Regions from separate parts of the Mus musculus genome. Here region 1 is linked to region 2. Evidence: chromatin loops called from intact Hi-C (ENCODE). Cell type or tissue: gastrocnemius. All regions are shown on one strand.

Evidence for each region. A loop is a pair of places that touch in the nucleus more often than their neighbours do. Peaks named below come from ENCODE experiments on the same cell type or tissue, not always from the same donor. Only the 100,000 strongest peaks of a DNase experiment are listed, where the experiment ranks them.
Region 1: a loop joins it to region 2, with 7 times the contacts of the local background. A loop is called at or near these places in 31 of 42 quality-filtered maps.

What each region holds. Positions count from the first base shown.
Region 1 is chr2:112,500,281-112,502,780 of GRCm38, reverse strand. All of the region lies in intron 1 of Aven (apoptosis, caspase activation inhibitor), which reads right to left. Gm22676 (a small nucleolar RNA gene) reads right to left here and starts at 1,912; the gene lies at 1,784-1,912. It also overlaps a transcript of Chrm5 not described here. In gastrocnemius, a CTCF peak has its summit at 1,404; a DNase peak (open chromatin) is centred at 1,381; H3K27ac peaks cover 1,217 bases.
Region 2 is chr2:112,766,894-112,769,393 of GRCm38, reverse strand. All of the region lies in intron 48 of Ryr3 (ryanodine receptor 3), which reads left to right. Among named protein-coding and RNA genes, the nearest start is that of Gm22676, 270 kb to the right of the region's middle. In gastrocnemius, a CTCF peak has its summit at 1,500 (motif pointing right); a DNase peak (open chromatin) is centred at 1,531.

The DNA.
Region 1 (2,500 bases), 270 kb after region 2:
AATAACAGCACAAGACTAGAGCTGGAAAGCTAAGACAAATTAAGTTCTACCAACACTCATGCTCTAGTTTTGGCAGAGCAAAAACTCATGATTCTCAGCTTTCTGAGTGCTGGGGTTACAGGCATGTGTAGGACTGGAGGGATGTCTCAGCAGCTGAGAAGGTTAAGAACATGTAATACTTTTTGCAAAGGACCTAAGTTTGGCTCCTGGCACACAAGTGAGGCCGATCACATCTGCCTGTAACTCTAGCCCCAGGGGATCTGATCCCGTCTTCTGGCCTCCATGGGCACCAGCATACACTTGACATGCACTCACACACATACACATAAATAGAAATAATAACGAAATAAATGTGTTTTTAAGGTATGATAGTTGGGTGAAATGGAAGTGGAACCAAAAAAGCCACTAACTATGTAAATTCTATTTCTGCCATCCAGATAGTAAGAACGAACACTAAATAAAAATCAATATATCAGAAGATGCTAAAGACCCAAAAAAATTAATAACTCCCAAAATCTGATACTTCACATGGTATATTCTATAGATATATGTTCTACTCTGATGTTGAGCCCCAATATACATTAATAAGTAAAACTGTACTAACATCGTGGTACCACTCTAGGCCTGAAATTTACGGGACAAACCAGTTTCAGGAAACATTTCCATCTGGAAATGTCACGTTAAGGTAAAATACCCACTGCCACGTTAAGCACACCCAGCTGTCAACTAGTCTTGGGCCAGGCATGCATGCTGTTGACCAGGAAGGCAAAATGTCTCACATCTCCCAAAAGTAAAACACTCCACCACTTAAAGAGTTTCCTCTGCTGGGATGAATAAAGCAAATCCGATCTATATGCTGGACAGGATTATTTCAATCCTAAAGAAAGATGGAGGCACAGCATCTGCAGAAAGATGGGCTTGGCTGGGGGTGATAGAGCGAATACAGCCAAAGTCAGGAGAAAAGTGCTTTCTCTGTCTGTGGTTTCTAGAGAGAGAGATAAAATTACATATGTGTGCGTAAAGCACCTGTATGAAAGAAGGGAAACTGAGGAACAAAGGAAGTCACCAGAGTGGGAAGAGGGTAGGGGGAGCGCAGCATTTGCATACTTGTAAAAAGGGTTTTCAAGTAACATAGGCCTGTGAACAAATAATATGCACAGTGACAATGTTTAAAAACCAGAATTGTCTCTGTAAAACAAAGGGAGGAGAAACAACAGAGAGATCAGTGGTGTGGATGCATCCTTTCGCAGATCTCTCCAGTGGCCTGGGACAGAGAGCCCGGGACTGGGGAAGCACTACACTGATAGTTAAGATCCACAGCCAATAAGGAGCGTTCCCTGCTGCTGTCTGCCAGTGGCCCAGGGCCCAGGGCTCATTTGAAAAGTAGTGTGCTACTTGCCCCACCTGCTGTTCAGAGCTAAAACTGTGCTTTGATCGCTAGTTTCATGAGGCTTGAGAGCAAGCCCAGCTCTAGAGAGGGGAGAGGAAGCAAGTCTGGCCGGGCTGTCTTCCAGGGGAGGGGATGCAAGTCTGGCCGGGCTGTCTTCTGGGTGCTGAGCCCAGGGCCCTTCCAGCACAACAGGCTCAGGCCCTCACCCTCCTACTCTGGGCTGATGTTTATGTTCATTGTTTTGGAGTTGGAAAAGCGGCTTTGGAGGTGGAGTTAACACAACTTGCATTTGACAGAGAAGTCAGTCAACTGCTTTTTGATGAAGCTAAAAGACACAATTTTATGTTTCTTGGTTGGTTTGGTTTGCTTTGCTTTGCTTTGCTTTGTTTTTAAATGTGTAGGACATGTGTTTGGGGGACGGCAACAAACTTTGTAGCCCTCCTCACATCATGACCAGGTTTATATTGGGTGTGTTATAAACAGAGGAGCCATTCCTCAGGCCCCCTGCTCTGAGCACACCCGTTTACAGGTTAGCTTTCGACTCTAGGTCTCTAGTATTTGTTTCTTGGGAACAGTGGTGTCCTGCTAGATGTGGTAGCACTTGCCTATAATCCCCACAGGAGGATCAAGGCCATCTCAAGCTACAGTATCTTGTTCCAGGACAGCCTGGGCTGTGGAATAGAAGACCGTGCCTAATAACAATCAAAGAGAGAAAAAAGAGAATCCTGTGATCAGAACTTTTGTTGATGGACAATGCTGTTGTGTCACACTTCTAAGTAATCCACACTCCAGAGTGTAGAAAGTACAGACTGCATCTAACACGTAAACAACCACACAAAAAAACACAAGGTCAAATGAGCAGACATAAACTATAACAGCACAACTCTAGATGCCCAAGGAACTCAAAACATACATGCACACATGAAATTCACACAGCACATTTAAGTATTCGCTAACTGAACAGTTTTAATTTTCCAGTCATAAATGATAAGGATCCATTCATACATATGGAAGCACATATAGCTCTTTATACACAGTGACTGTCTCACTGAATACACAATCAATTAACAATGTCTCTTGGTGTTATAACGTGATTTGATAAATACAAAA
Region 2 (2,500 bases):
CGGTATGACTGTTCAGTGAAGAAAGTCAGAACAGGGTCAGGACAGAAACCCGGAGGCAGGCGTTGAAGCAGAGGTCACGGAGGAGTGCTGCTTACTGGCTGGCCTCACGCTCAGCCTAAGTATAGACTTAGGACCAAGCCCAGGGGCAGGGGCGGCCCCACCCACAATGGGCAGAGCCTTCCCACATCAACTGCTAATTAAGAAAATCCCCCACAGCCCATCTTATGGAGGCATTTTCTCAACTGAGGCCCCTTCCTGGCAGGTGATTCTATATTGTGTCAAGATGGCATAAACTAGCCAGGACAGTCAGTCAACAATAGAGTCAGAGATTTGTTGTCCCCCTTTATTACCATTGAATAGTGATAAGAAACACCGAGTGAATTTTGAGTCATAATTACTAGATTCAGGTAGGACTGTTTCTTTGGGGATGGGTTTTGATTCGCCTTTCTTAACCCAGAGCCTTTTATCACAAGGCAAGTTTTTAGGAATTAAGAACACTGTCTTCTTTTAAAATTTGCAGAGACCTTTAGTAAAAATGCAGAGACCTCCTCATTTCAGCCACTCAGCTTAGAATGCCAACTTGGAAACTGCCTGATGTCACTTCACTGGCTGTGACTTCTGCCTTTAAGTGAGAAGTCTTAGTTTTTAACACATGGGTTCTTCTTTCTTTCTTTTTGCCCATTCATAATTTTCCCAAATTAAAAAATATATATCCTCAGCCATTAAAAACAAAAGTAACAAAAAAGAAGGGTTGTGAAATAGACAAGTTTTGTTCCTTGTCACCTGTATTTGTCCTCCTTGTTGAAGGTGCTTTGATGAATTCTCCTGTGCATCTTCTTTACCAGTGAAGTTCCTGGTCTTGCCTCCGTATCTCCTCAGGTGGCTATGAAAGGAATTTGGGGATTCATGAACTAAAATTAAATATGTGTGTGTGTGTGTGTGTGTGTATATATGTGTGTATATGTATGTATGTATATATATACATACATGTACATACACACACACATATACAAACATAACTCAGGCTGGACAGATGGCTCAGAGGTTAAGATCACTAGCTGCTCCTCCAGAGGTCCTAAGTTCAATTCCCAACAACCACATGGTGGCTCACAACCATCTGTAATGAGATCCGATGCCCTGTTCTGTTGTGTCTGAAGACAGCGACAGTGTACTTATATGCATTAAATAAATAAATAAATATTTTTTAAATGCACTGGAGAGAATCCATAGGGACCTCTTGACTTTCGCTTGGCATCTGAAAAGTAAAAGTTAGCCCCTCTTCTCTCTCCTTTCTCTGTCTCAGAATTTACTTGCACCAAATACCACAGCCATGAACTCAGTAATTTGATAAGTCTTTAATTAATCTTTAATTTCTGTGTTTGACATGTACAGAGTTGTTTTGAGAGAAAAAAAGAAGCCCAAAGAAATCGTTCTAATAATGTGAAATTCCTGGACCAGATGATAATGAAGGAGATTTTAGGGTTGCCTTCAGATCATACCAGCAGGTGGAGTCGGATTCCACCTCTGCAGCTGGCCTGCTTTATCTTCTTCCTTTGCAGCTACATAGTGAGACTGTCTTTAAAGAAAATTCTTAGTTCTGAGAAGTCTCTGGAGACAGCTATAAAGCCAGCCGCATCTTTCTGTTACGTATTTTGCACATAATCACTGAATATATTTTCCGTGCATACAGCCCCACATCATCTTCATGCACAGCCATTGGAAATTAACCTTAAGTACCCCAATTCATTACCACATGCCTCTTTTTTATATTTTAACCACATTCCATTTTCAAACTGGGGCTTTACCATCCACTATGATTTATCTAAGATCTGTGTTAAGACACTCTTTGGTTTGAGGCTTAGTCCTAATTTATGCTGCTTTTTTAATTTTATGTTTTATTATTGGGTGTGCACGGAATGGGTGTGTGCATGTGTGTGTGTAAGTGGGTGCCTCTGTGTGTGTGTGAGTGAGAGAGAGAGAGAGAGAGAGAGAGAGAGAGAGAGAGAAATTCCTGTGCTCCAGGGAACATGCAGAGATCAGAGAACAGCTTTCTTGAGTTGAGTCTCTCCTACTCTGCCGCAGACCCTCTGGGCCCCTTTGTCTGCGTGGAACGGGTCTCTAGTCTCAGGTGGACAAAGCGTAGAATGATTGACAAACAGACGCACACAGGAGAGTTCGTGTGGAATCTGAATATAATTTTTCAAATCGAACATCAGACTTTTTATGCAGAAGACAATAAGGAAGTTGGGTGACATACCCGCAAGGTACAAATGAGGTAACCGGATGCTTAATGACTCTTACACAGAACAGAGGAATGAAAACGCAAAGACTGGCAGGAACTGGGCAATAAAATAACCGAGACAGAGTCAGCCCTATCTAAGGTCAGCTATAGTCTTAGAAGCCAGGTGTGAGAACTTTTCACTCCTAGGGCGAGGGCTTTCACACCCAAGTCATGGTTCTAACTAGGGAGTTCCGTTCTAGCTAACCATCTCATGAATAA